Linked DNA regions of Homo sapiens: region 1 is linked to region 2. A link is an interaction called in ENCODE POLR2A ChIA-PET data of the cell type or tissue named here. Cell type or tissue: Caco-2. All regions are shown on one strand. Each heading gives the region's core, and the rest is flanking DNA. Links, peaks and the distances in the headings are about the cores only.

The links. Peaks named below come from ENCODE experiments on the same cell type or tissue, not always from the same donor. Only the 100,000 strongest peaks of a DNase experiment are listed, where the experiment ranks them.
Region 1: POLR2A ChIA-PET joins it to region 2 with 6 read pairs; 6 of 35 experiments call an interaction of 5 or more read pairs at or near these places.

What each region holds. Positions count from the first base shown.
Region 1 is chr1:155,839,712-155,845,717 of GRCh38, reverse strand. The region is part of intron 2 of GON4L (gon-4 like); the gene reads left to right. It also overlaps the pseudogene PSMD7P3. Among named protein-coding and RNA genes, the nearest start is that of GON4L, 14 kb to the left of the region's middle. In Caco-2, for the core only: no CTCF peak of the experiment used is centred there; no DNase peak of the experiment used is centred there.
Region 2 is chr1:155,693,549-155,701,843 of GRCh38, reverse strand. The region is part of intron 1 of DAP3 (death associated protein 3); the gene reads right to left. It overlaps LOC124904431 (a long non-coding RNA gene), which reads left to right and starts at 1,427. Exons shown (of 2, transcript XR_007066649.1): 1 at 1,427-1,495; 2 at 2,831-8,295. In Caco-2, for the core only: no CTCF peak of the experiment used is centred there; a DNase peak (open chromatin) is centred at 2,543; H3K4me3 peaks cover 187 bases.

The sequences.
Region 1 (6,006 bases), core at 1-5,000, 140 kb before region 2:
GGCAGTATCTTTTCATGATTTCATTGAAGGCAGTGTCATTCTTGTGTAGTTTAGGGCCTATGTGGTACCACTCAACTATTCTTTCCCTGGCATTCACCCTCTTAAACATTCTGTATGTGTTTTTCAAATAATCGTGGGCTAAAAAACAATTATCTTTGTCATCTTCATTAAAAGGGACTGTAAAACTGCTGGATACATCAAGTACTTTCATTTGCCATGACCGCAAAAGCACATGAAGAATGCATTTCTGGTTTCCAACCTTGCTGATTCTGTTGAAATGATCCACCACATTGAGCAGTACCTGGGGGTGGACTACCACCTTCTGCACCACCAGGTCCAGCCTCATGATACACTCTGGCCACCAGGCCTGGCTCCCTGTGACCCACTGGAGTTTCTTTTAGCATGCAAATTCATTATAATTAGTGTATAATAAGCAGTGAGAGCAACCGAATGTCACTTTTGTTGCCATCTTGGTTGTAACTGGTTTTGGCTGCTTTCTTTGCTGCATCCTGTTTTGATCAGGGTTTTGTTCTTGTTTTGTTCAGCAGGCTCTCTGGCCAGTGCTTGGAAAACAAATCCTGCTTCTCTCCTACCTCACTCCCCCCACAGAGATTATATACTCCCCTTCAATCTTACAGGGTTTTAGAAGGGTGGAAGTCCATCTTCTGTGACTGCTTCCTGTTGATTTTATGGGCATTGGCCCTGCCTAGCACTGGAGGAGTAAAAATCTCTTGATGCCTCATCTAAGGGGTCAGAACAAGGATGTGTTGGAAGCCACTTGCTAGCATTATCTTCACATGGAAATTGTTGCAATCTAGAAGACACACACTACAAGGAGGCTAAAAGAGGCAGGGCCAAAGATTCATAGTTACAAGATAGCTGCTAGAGGTCCTAAAAAGAGTAGAAACCAGGTGAGACTTGGGAGGGTTTTTTTTGTTGTTGTTATTTTTTGGGTTTTTTGAGACAGGATCTCGCTCTGTCACCCAGGCTGGAGTGCAGTGGTGTGATCATGGCCCACTGCAGCTTTAACCTCCCAGGCTCAAGTGATCCTCCTGCCTTAGCCTCCTGAGTAGCTGGGACCACATGTGTTTGCCAGCAACACCCAGCTGATTTTTAAATGTTTTTATAGAGACACAGTCTCACTATGTTGCCCGGGCTGGTCTTGACTCCTGAGCTCAAGTGATCCTCCCACTTTAGCCTCCCAAAGTACTGGTATTACAGGCGTGAGCCACTCTGCCTGGCCAGGAGGGTGTTTTTTATGGTCAACCAGATATAGTTGGGGTCAGTTCCCTGGTTATATATATGTAACCAGGTGGCTTGCTCTTAGAACTTTTGAATGTTAACCTCAGCCTGTCCAGAGTTGTTAATATATGTGCAGTCGGTCTTATTGATAACAGTGCAGACTCTACCTTTTTCAGTCAGTAAACAATCCAAGACTAGTCTGTTGTCAGGGCTACAATTGCCAAAGAGTCCAGAGATTCCTGAATTTTTCTTAATGTCTGACTAGTGTTGGTGGCCAGAGATTCTAGGGCCTGAGTTATGTTTCTTAGCATTGACTTGTGGTATGCAAAGCCCCTGCCAAGGGGCCACCACCCCTATTGCTGCCCCAATTCCTGTAAAAATTAATCCTATTGCTCTTTTACTTCTTGTTTTTCTAGATTTTATGGGGTTATGAATGGATACCCCCTGAAGGGATAATGGTGGCCAAAATACATTCACTGGTGTTTCAAGTTTTTGATAAGCAAAATGGAAAGCTATTCCTAGAAGAATAAATGGTTCCCTACAGGGTTGGGAGTGGGTATGGGGTAGGATTTCTTCCCCTAAAGGTGAGCCCAGATGGGTCACAAATTGAATCCTTGCAAGTTATGCCGTCCATTTTTTATTGCCAAACTGGGTCTATAGAGATACCTTTTCCAGGTTCCAATGGGGGTGATTGAGTAGCCCTCGTTTTCCACCAGAGGGTGGTACCTCCATCTTCCCAAATTAAGCAGTCGTTTCTCCCTTGCATGTATTGGTCCTGGAGGAGGCACCATGTATAGTCTCCTTGTTTACCAGTGGGATCCCGTTTGCCCTCCCATGGCCTTGGGAATTTGGCTACTAGGGTTGGGTCAGAGCATCGTGGGGAATTTCTGTCTCTGTGTCATTGTCACAACAATTTGTGCAAAAGATAGTATCATTAGTACACTGGAGCTGTAGATACCCAACATCCTAGGTCCAGGTAATAGTAGGGGGTAGGAGGGTGGTTGGAGAGGAGTCAGGTCAATCTGTTAAGTGTGGGAGAGAGCTGTTTTATAAGTAGGGGCCTAGGTACCAAAGGAACACTATGGCCAATTAGGAGGTTTGGGGAGATGGCTGTGAGGTTTGCAGGGTGCACCAGAAGGTGATGCTCTCTATCCTGAGGGTGCTGATGACAGATTCTGCAATCATGCAGGCTATTTCCTGATGCTATAATTCTAGAAATGTTTACTATGGAGTTTTGTTCCCATTCCACAGCGAGTTAGATTGATTAGGAGCAGGGAGCAAGAAGAACAGGGACAACTGAGTATCACACTGGGCTTTAGGGTGGTCCCTATACTCAATAAGGACAAGTAAGGTGTTTCTCAGGAGGAGGTGGTTGCTACTTATCTGTCTTGTGAAATAGCAACTTTAAGTCTTCCAGAGGTTTGCAGGTGTAGGTCATGGTGTCCTCCTCTTGTGCCTGTAGGGATTCACCAAAAACAGGTTTGTTTAATCCGGGACAGGTGTACCTAGCTAGTGATTCCCCGAAGTTTAACAGCAGTGGGAGTGCTTAACAATACCTAATGGGGAGTGGGTGCCCTTCCATATTGGTTATATTATAATTGATCTTCAAGGAATCCTTCTTTCCAAGTTTTTTTTTTTTGAGATGAAGTCTTGCTCTGTTGCCTAGGCTGGAGTGCAGTGGTGCTATCTTGGCTCACTGCAACCTCCGCCTCCCGGGTTCAAGTGATTCCCCTGCCTCAGCCTTCTGAGTAGCTGGGACTACAGGCATGTGCCACTATGCCCAGCTAAATTTTTTGTATTTTACTAGACACAGGGTTTCACCATGTTGGCCAGGATGGTCTTGATTCCCTGACCTCGTGATCCACCCACCTCGGCCTCCCAAAGTGCTGGGATTATGGGTATGAGCCACTGGCCCGGCCCTTTCCAAGTTTTTTTTTTTTTTTTTTTTTTTTGAGATGGAGTCTCGCTCTGTCGCCCAGGCTGGAGTGCAGTGGCACGATCTCGGCTCACTGCAACCTCCACCTCCCGGGTTCACACCATTCTCCTGCCTCAGCCTCCTGAGTAGCTGGGACTACAGGTGCCTGCCACCATGCCCGGCTAATTTTTTGTATTTTTAGTAGAGACGAGGTTTCACCATGTTAGCCAGTAAGGTCTCCATCTCCTGATCTCGTAATCCACTCGCCTTGGCCTCCCAAAGTGCTGGGATTACAGGCGTGAGCCACCACCCCTGCCCCAAGTTTTTAATAGGACTAGGTGTCCTGGTTAAACAGGGAACAATCTTTTCCTTTGTGGGAAAGGGCAATACTTTATTTTCATATTCTTAGAGTGCCTTTTGAACCTGGTCTCTTAAGTTCCAAAGGGGAGCGGGGGGAAGGTATAGTGAGGCTTGTCCAACCCCTTGTTTCTTGTCATGGCCTGAATTAGTTTTTCAAGTTTCTTTTTTTTTTTGAGACGGAGTCTTGCTCTGTCACTCAGGCTGTAGTGCAGTGGCACGATCTCAGCTCACTGCAACAGCCGCCTTCCAGGTTCAAGTGATTCTCCTGCCTCAGGCTCCCAGGTAGTTGAGATTACAGGCGTTCGCCACCACGCCCAGCTACTTTTTGTATTTTTAGTAGAGATGGGGTTTCACCATGTTGGACAGGTTAGTCTCCAACTCCTAACCTCAGGTGATCTGTCTGCCTTGGCTTCCCAAAGTGCTGGGATTACAGGTGTGAGCCACTGCATCCAGCTGCCAGAGGCAATATTGCTGGCCAAGCTTTTATTTTGTTCCATACCAATGCTGAGGTGGTGTGCTACCTGCCCCAGGTCCCTCATGTCCCTTGGTGGGACGCTGATGGCCAAGGGACTTAGATTCAAGTGACTTATAGCCAATTAAACATTGTAGGCCAGATGGAAGTGGAGGTAGGCAGGCACTCATTATTATCTCTTAAAACCCCTTTTAAGCAATATAAGAGCCAAAACCAGAAGCCAAAAAATAAGGTTATAAAACTGACTTATCTATAAATTCTGTGCATTGAGCTATTGTAATCTTGGCTTGCAGCAATTAGGTTTACAAAACACAAACATTTTGTTCAGCTATTTAGGTATCTGTGTGCCTGTCCTTGATTTGGAAGGTCTGAATTAATTATATCCCTCAAAACCCAGCCCCTATAATCTCTCATGCCCACCTCTTCAGTAGTCCTTGGGCCTGGAGGAATTGAATAGTTTTAAATTCTGTAGATAAAACAACACATAAAGAATTAGCAATGTTTCAAACAAAAAAGTCATAAGCCCTGCCCTAGTTTTGAGAATGACAGGAAAGGAATCTTACAGGTACCTAAACATTTAAATTATTTAGTATCAAGGCATAGAATAAGTTATATTAATTCATATAGAGGCAAAATTATTAAATGAATACAAGCTTGTCCCTGTGTCTCATTAAAGCAGTTTACTTTTTTTTTGAGACTGAGTTTCACTCTTGTTGCCCAGGCCGGAGTGCCATGGCATGATCTTGGCTCACCGCAACCTCCGCCTCCCGGGTTCAAGCGATTCCCCTGCCTCAGCCTCCCGAGTAGCTGGGATTACAGGCATGTACTACCACGCCCAGCTAATTTTTGTGTATTTTTGATAGGGACGGGGTTTCTCCATGTTGGTCAGGCTGATCTTGAACTCCCGACCTCAGGTGATCCACCCACCTCAGCCTCCCAGAGTGCTGGGATTACAGGCGTGATCAACTGCGCCCGTCCTAAAGCAGTTTACTTTGCCCCTTTTGCCCAGGTCTAAAGACAAGGCTTTGGTTAACTTGAGTTTGGTGTTAGATCCTGGCAAGAGTTGGTGCCTTCTCTAGATGAGCTGTCTGTACCCAGGAGTCAAAGCCCTGTAACTCAAAAGCACATTGATTAGTTAATAGCACCCGATAAGGAACTTTTTAAAGGGCTGGCAGTGGTAATGCTGGAGTCCACAACCTGTCAGGAGGCTGTAAAAATATATCACAACCTTGCAGTGATTAGTTTTTATAGCTTTGATAAAGCCCAGCAACAAGCCAGACAATCAAGCTAGGATTCGATTCTGGGGGCATTTGTAAAAGATGTTAAAAAGCCCAAAATACTGTATTGACACAGAACCACAGGTTACTGTAAGTAATAGTTACTTATTTACCCAAAGTGGTAATCTCTCTGCAGTGTAATTGTCTCTCCTTATGGGAAGCCCACTTAACTAATCTTGAAGTTAAATTTGATGAAGAGAAAAATAATACTTGAATTTAATCGGACAAAGTATGTTCAAGGTTTTGAATATAGCAGGTGAACATGAAAAGTTTTCTGGTTACTCTGAAAATTTAGACATGTCAAGAAAAACCAAGAGTATAGAATCAAGTTATACTGGAGGAAAACATTGCTTTTATAGACCTCTAAGCTAAAATATTTCAGCATCTGACTGTAAAAACAGAACTGGAAGAGAAAAAGTTACAGCAACTGATGAAAAGGTTGAAGGAGAGACTAATGTCTCAGGCTTTCTCAAGGGGAGAAAAAGCTGAAAGCAGTGAGATAGAACAATTGAACTTATGAGATATGAATCTGAGAAATTTTCAAAAGAAACAAGTTATAGAATTGAAAAGCAAATTTTCTTGTAATTTCATTAAGAGCAAATCAATACCTTGAAACCCTTACTTTAACATAGGAGACCATTCTTTAGAAAGATTCCACTTTTAATTATAGCTAACTTAATCACATAAACAATTCTTTTTATAAATTCTCCTTTATAAATCTTATGACCTGCACAGACCAT
Region 2 (8,295 bases), core at 1-5,000:
AAGGGTTGTGAAAACACAAGGATCCAGTGTGGTTGAAGCTTTAGAACTAAGAAAACCATTCCTTTTTCTATCAAACAGCCTGGCAGGGGAACAGTTTTGCCCCTTGCCCTGAGCCCTGTCATTTGTTTTGATCATTTTCTTTTTTTTTTTTTTTTAATTTATTTTTTTATTGATAATTCTTGGGTGTTTCTCACAGAGGGGGATTTGGCAGGGTCATGGGACAATAGTGGAGGGAAGGTCAGCAGATAAACAAGTGAACAAAGGTCTCTGGTTTTCCTAGGCAGAGGACCCTGCGGCCTTCCGCAGTGTTTGTGTCCCTGATTACTTGAGATTAGGGATTGGTGATGACTCTTAACGAGCATGCTGCCTTCAAGCATCTGTTTAACAAAGCACATCTTGCACCGCCCTTAATCCATTTAACCCTGAGTGGACACAGCACATGTTTCAGAGAGCACAGGGTTGAGGGTAAGGTCACAGATCAACAGGATCCCAAGGCAGAGGAATTTTTCTTAGTGCAGAACAAAATGAAAAGTCTCCCATGTCTACTTCTTTCTACACAGACACGGCAACCATCCGATTTCTCAATCTTTTCCCCACCTTTCCCGCCTTTCTATTCCACAAAGCCGCCATTGTCATCCTGGCCCGTTCTCAATGAGCTGTTGGGCACACCTCCCAGACGGGGTGGTGGCCGGGCAGAGGGGCTACTCACTTCCCAGTAGGGGCGGCCGGGCAGAGGCGCCCCTCACCTCCCGGACGGGGCGGCTGGCCAGGCAGGGGGGCTGACCCCCCCCCACCTCCCTCCCGGAGGGGGCGGCTGGCCGGGCGGGGGGCTGACCCCCCCACCTCCCTCCCGGACGGGGCGGCTGGCCGGGCAGAGGGGCTCCTCACTTCCCAGTAGGGGCGGCCGGGCAGAGGCGCCCCTCACCTCCCGGACGGGACGGGGCGGCTGGCCGGGCGGAGGGCTGACCCCCCCACCTCCCTCCCGGACAGGGCGGCTGGCCGGGCAGAGGGGCTCCTCACTTCCCAGTAGGGGCGGCCGGGCAGAGGCACCCCTCACCTCCCAGACGGCGCGGCTGGCTGGGCGGAGGGCTGACCCCCCCACCTCCCTCCCGGACGGGGCGGCTGGCCGGGTTGGGGGGCTGACCCCCCCATCTCCCTCCCGGACGGGGTGGCTGGCCGGGCTGAGGGGCTCCTCACTTCCCAGTAGGGGCGGCCGGGCCGAGGCGCCCCTCACCTCCCGGACGGGGCGGCTGGCCGGGCGGGGGGCTGACCCCCCACCTCCCTCCCGGATGGGGCGGCTGGCCGGGCGGGGGGCTGACCGCCCCCCCCACCTCCCTCAAGTTTTCTAATTTTCTACAGAGAAAGTAAATCTTCATTATCATGTGTTATGCAATGGTTTCTTAACTATAACATCAAAAGCACAAGCAAAAAAACTAAAAATGGAGAATTGAATTTTATCCAAATCAGACACTTGTACTTCAAGGGATACCATCAAGTAAGTGAAAGACAGCCCACAGAATGGGAGAAAATATTTGCAAATCACATAGAACTTAACTTATATCCATAATATATAAAGAACTCTTACAACTTAACAATAAAGTCAACTCAAGGCTGGGTGCAGTGGCTCATGCCTGTAATCCCAGCACTTTGGGAGGCCAAGGCGGGCAGATCATGAAGTCAAGAGATTGAGACCATCCTGGCCAACATGGTGAAACCCTGTCTCTACCAAAAATACCAAAATTAACTGGGCGTGGTGGTGCACGCCTATAGTCCCAGCTAGAGGGGAGGCTGAGGCAGGAGAATCACTTGAACCCAGGAGGTGGAGGCTGCAGTGAGCCAAGATCATGCCACTGCACTCCAGCCTGGCGACAGAGCGAGACTCCATCTCAAAAAAAAGAAAGGCAACTCAATTTAAAAATAGGCAAAAGGGTCAGGTGCAGTGGCTCACACCTGTAATTCTCACACTTCGGGAGGCTGAGACGGGAGGACTGCTTAATTCCAGGAGTTTGAGACCAGCCTGGGCAACATAATGAGACCTTGTCCTCTACCAAAAATTTAAAAAATTAGCCAGGTGTGGTGGTGTGAGCCTGTGGTCCTAGCTACTTGGGAGGCTAAAGTGGGAGGATCACCTGGGCCTGGGAGCTTGAGGCTGCAGTGAGCTATGATCACACCACTGCACTCCAGCCCAGGTAACAGAGTAAGACCCTGCCTCAAATTAAAAAAATGAAAAGGAAAAATATTTGAGTAGGCATTTCTCCAGAGTAGTTATACAAATGGCCCATAAGCACCTGAAAAGATGTTTAACATTACTAGTCATTAAGCGTTGGGAAAAAGGCTCATGGGGTGCCTGCATAAACTGGCCATAAAAATATGGGACAATAAGTTGTGGAAAGCCACAAGAGGACTCTGAGGAGGAAAGTCTTCTGATCACCATTATGTTCCCATGCTCTGAGCACAACCTGCTCTCTTATCTATAAACACTGTGCTCAAGAAGAAAGACGCTCCTCTGAAGCATTGGAATGTGGCTAGATATGCAGGCTCCTAGTTAAGCCCACTCCCACCAGCTAACTAAAGATATGCTGCTTGAGCACAAAGGAGATTCACTTAAACCGCCTCTGCTACACATTACGTGTATGACGTACTGCCTCCCTTTCACAGTTTTGCCCTGAACATCTGCTTCTTAGATCTAAGTGATTATACTCAATAAATAGTGTAGAGACCAGAACTCTGGGCCTTTTGCAGCCTCCATTTTGCAACTGGCCCCCTGGCTCCCACCTTTATGAACTCTTAACCTGTCTCTTCTCATTCCTTTGTCGCCACCGGACTTCAGGTACCCTACGGATGGTGTTGAGGCTGGTCCCCTACATTCTGGTGCCCAACATGAGGCCCGAAAGAATCCAGTGAAGGCATGCTCAAGCGTGTGAAATGGAGGACCGACAGACAAAGGACTCCCAAAGACGAAAAAGTTTTAAGCTCCGCAGGTGAGCGGGGCACTTGGAGAAAGCTAGGGACACAAATGGGACAAACTGAAAGTAAGTACGCCATGTATTTGAGCTTGCTATGGCAGCTCTTGAAGCGTAGTGGTGTAAAAGTTGATACAAAAAATCTTATGGATTTGTTTTATGCTGTGGAACAATTTTGCCCTTGGTTCCCGGAACAGAGAACTTTGGAATTGAAAGATTGGGAAAGAATTGGAAAGGACCTTAAAAGAGCACAAAGAAAGGGAAAGGAAATTCCTTTGCCTGTTTGGTCAGTTTGGTCATTGGTGTGTACAGCACTGGAGGCTTTTCAGATAGATGATGAGGCTGAGTCAGAGGAGAGAGAGGAGTTTAATGATCAGGACTCTGAACCACCCCTACCAAGTACTAATAAAAAGGGAGAGTCCAGAGTGTTGCAGGAAGTCAGGGACCCCAAACAGAGGGACCGGCTGAAGCCATGGCAGAAGAACATAAATTGTGAAGATTTCATGGACATTTGTTAGTTCCCTAAATTAATACTTTTATAATTTCTTACACCTGTCTTTACTGTAATCTCTGAACATAAATTGTGAAGATTTCATGGACATTTATCACCTCCCCAATCAATACTCTTATAATTTCCTATGCCTGTCTTTACTTTAATCTCTTAATCCCGTCATCTTCGTAAGCTGGGGATGTATATCGCCTGAGGACCCTGTGATGATTGCATTACCTGTACAAATTGTTTGTAAAGCATTTGTGTTTGAATAATGTGAAATCTGGGCACCTTGAAAAGAACAGGATAACAACGATTTTCGGGGAACAAGGGAGATAACCATAAAGTCTGACTGCCTGTGGGGCCAGGCAGAACAGAGTCATATTTCTCTTCTTTCAGAAAGCGAATAGGAGAAATATCGCTGAATTCTTTTCTCAGCAAGGAATAACCCTGGGAAAACGAATGCATTCCCAGGGAGACATCTGTAAAATCGCTGCTCTGGGAGTGTCTGTCTTATGCAGTTGGAGATAAGGGATGAAATATGCCCTGGTCTCCTGCAGCACCCTCAGGCTTGCTAGGATTAGGAAATTCCAGCCTGGCGAATTCTAGTCAGATCGGTTGTCTGCTCTCGAACCCTGTTTCCTGTTAAGATGTTTATCAATATCAACGTCCAATGTGCCCAGCGGGACATGGACCTTCATCAGTAATTCTAGTTTCGCCCTGGCCTTGTGATCTCGCTCTGCCTCTCTGCCTTTGTGATATTTTACTGCCTCTGAAGCATGTGACCTCTGTGACCCACTCCCTATTCGTACACCCCTCCCCTTTTGAAATCCATAATAAAAACTTGCTGGTTTTGCGGCTCAGGGGCATCATGGAACCTGCTGAAATGTGATGTCACCCCCGGAGACCCAGCTGTAGAATTTCTCTTTTGCACTCTTTCTCTTTATTTCTCAGACTGGCACACTTACGGAAAATAGAACCTATGTTGAAATATTGGGGGCTGGTTCCCCCGATACCGGAGGTGATTTCTACCAATCCCCCCGGTCTCCCTAAACCTACACAGAAAATTGTTCAGCCCGCAGCTTCTTCAGAGAAATGTCCGGAATGGCCACCTCCTCCTCAGCTGAGTGAGTGCAGGGGGAGGGAGCCTGAAACTCAGCTTGCCGCACCCATTACTGCCCAACCTGCAGTTCACTATGGTGAAGAAGCAATTCAGGCTCACCCTGCAGCATCCTGTCTGGGTCGAACAGTGGCCGCTCCCTCAGAAAAACTTGGGGGCGTTCCATGAAATAGTTAAAAAACTACTAGAAAAAGGATATATTTCACCCACTTTCTCTCCTTGGAATTCCCCAGTATATGTAATTTTAAAAAAAGTATGGTAGATGGTGCATGCTGACCGACTTGCAAGAGGTCAACGCTGTAATGCAACCAATGGGAGCTTTACAACCAGGGCTCCCATCCCCCACCATGCTCCCTAAAGACTGGCTGCTTGTTATTATAGATTTAAAAGACTGCTTCTTTACAATTCCTTTGGCAGAGACAGATTTTGAAAAATTTGCCTTTACTATCCCTGCCATTAATAACAAAGAACCTGCAGCCAGATATCATTGGAAGGTTTTACCCCAAGGTATGTTAAACAGTTCCACAGTTTGTCAAACTTTTGTAGGCAAAGCTATCCAGCTAGTTAGAGATCAATTTCCAGATTGTTACATCATTCATTATATGGATGACATACTATGTGCAACAAAAAATAGAGACCAACTTATTCAATGTTATTCATCTTTGCAAAAGGCAATTACAAATGCTGGATTGCTTATAACACCTGACAAAATTCAAACAACTCTTCCTTTTCAATATTTGGGGATACAAGTACAAGATAGAGCCATTAAGCCTCAAAAGGTTCAAATCAGAAAAGATTCTTTAAAAACCTTAAATGATTTTCAAAAATTGTTAGGAGACATTAATTGGATTCAGCCCACCTTAGGAATTTCTACTTATGCTATGTCTAATATTTTCTAAATATTGAGGGGAGATTGCAACTTACACCATAAAAGAGAATTAACACCCAAGGCCATGAATGAGTTAAGAGTAATTGAAAAAAAAAAATTCAGCAAGCCCAGGTTAGTAGGATTGACTCAGTCTTGCCTTTTCAATTCATTGTGTTCCCTACTTCACACTCCTCAATGAGGGTTATTGTTCAAAATAATGATTTGGTTGAATGGTCTTTTTTGCCATATAATACCATGAAAACACTTACAGTCTATGTAGATCAGATCACAATTTTAATTGGACAGGCTCATATGCAAATTGTTAAACTTTATGGCACTGAGCCCAATAAGATTATAGTTCCAATAAATAAAAGTCACATTAAGCAGGCATTTATTAACTCAGTTACATGGCAAGTTAATTTAGCAGAATTTATTGAATGTATTGATAATCATCATCCTAAAAATAAAATTTTCCAGTTCTTAAAATTAACTACATAGGTTCTTCCGAAAATTACTCGTGATGCCCCTTTGGAAGGAGCCATGATTGTTTTTACTGATGGCTCCAGTACTGGGAAAGCGGCATATGTGGGACCTTGTGGTAAAGTTATCCACACTAACTCTTCCTCAGTCCAAAGAGCTAAATTACAGGCAATGATTGCAGTATTAGAAGATTTTAATCAGCCAGTTAATACTGTTTCAGATTCAGCTTATGTTGTATAAGCTACTCAGCATATTGAAACTGCCTTAATTAAATATATTATTGATAAACAGCTTTATCAATTGTTCAACTCTTTACAAACAGCTGTGTGTGCTCGGGATTTTCCTTTCTATATAACTCATATCCGAGCACATACCAATCTTCCAGGACCCTTGACTGAGGCTAATGAGCAAGCTGACTTGTTGGTTTCCCCCATACTTACTGATGCCCAGACTTTCCACTCATTAACACACCTTAATGTAACAGGACTTACAAACAACTATCAAATTATGTGGAAACAGGCCAAGGACATTGTACAACATCGTCCTCAGTGCCAGGTACTGCAACTACCGTATCAAGGAACTGGTGTTAACCCTCGAGGGTTGGCACCTAACATGATCTGGCAAATGGACGTCACCCACATTCCTGCATTTGGCAAACTTTCTTATGTCCATGTGACCATAGATACATATTCTCATTTATATGGTCTACTTGCCAAACCAGCCAGACTACAACACATATAAAAAGACACTTGCTTTCCTGTTTTACTGTCATGGGAATTCCACAAAAATTAAAAACAGACAACAGACCAGGCTACTGTAGTAGATCTTTCCAAACATTTTTAAAACAACAGAGCATTGAACACAGTACGGTTATCCCCTATAATTCTCAAAGGCAAGCGATTGTTGAGCGAGCCAACTGAACCTTAAAAATGCAATTACATAAAAAGAAAATAGGGGGAGATAGGGAATATTCCACCCCTCATATGCAGTTACAATTGGCTCTTGTTACCTTAAATTTTTTGAACATCTTCCGCAATCAGGTTACTATAGCAGCTGAAGAGCATTTAACAGGACAGAAGGTAAATGTTCATGAAGGAAAACCTGTGTGGTGGAAGGACTTTAAAACAAAGACCTGGGAAAAAGAGAGATATAACATGGGGAAGAGGGTTTGTTTGTATTTCCCCAGAAGAAAACCAGCTTCCAGTTTGGGTACCTACAAGACATCTTAAATTCTACCATGAGCAAATTTCCAAAGAAGAGAAAAGGATTTTGGAACCAAGATCTCCACTCCCAGCACGCCTGATGGCTCGAATGAACATTTCAGCCAACCAGATGAAGACCAACAAAACCCATCAAGCGAGCCCACCAACTTGGGGACAGATCAAGAGGCTGACCCACCTTGCAGAAGAAAACCTGAAAACACAACAAAAACCACTAACCTCGAGTAACCTGATGGTAGCTATGATTGCGGTAATTACCATGGTGGTAAGTCTCCCTGTGGCTACAGCAGACCAAAATTATACCTATTGGGCATACGTCCCATTTCCACCTTTAATTAGGCCTGTCACATGGTTGGAACCCCCGGTTGAGGCTTATGTTAATAATAGTGTTTGGATGCCTGAGCCTACAGATACTCAAGGGCCCTCTCACCCAGAGGAGGAAGGAATGTTAATAAATATGTCCATGGGTTATCAGTTCCCCTCCTCTTTGCATAGGGCCAGCTGTCGGTTGCCTAAAAGGCTACGGACAACATTGGCTAGTTAAAATTTCAGGTCATAATCAAAGACCAGTATCCTATCATTTATTTTCTGGATGGAGCCCGGATCATCCACAGAGTTCAGTTCAACTGTAACAGTTTAAGCCCAGAAAAGAGAGGTGTCAACAACCTCAACAACAGTCAAATGATTTAGAAATATTGATTTGAAAGGATTGTATCTCTTTTTTTTTCTTTCTTTTTTTTTGAGAGGGAGTTTTGCTCTTGTTGCACAGGCTGGAGTGCAATGGCGCAATCTCAGCTCACTGCAACCTCCGCCCCCCAAGTTCAAGGGATTCTCCTGCCTCAGCCTCCCAAGTAGCTGCGATTACAGGCATGTGCCACCACACCCTGCTAATTTTGTATTTTTAGTAGAGAGGGGGTTTCTCCATGTTGGCCAGACTGGTCTCGAACTCCCGACCTCAGGTGATCTGCCGGCCTCGGCCTCCCAAAGTGCTGGGATTACAGGCGTGAGCCACCACTCCCGGCCAGGATTGCATCTCTGATCACGCTGTGGTACTTCAAAATAATTCCTATGGAATTGTCACTGATTGGTCCCCTAAGGGGACCTTTGCAGTTAATTGTACCAATCAGAATGATAGATACAAGACAGGACTAAAA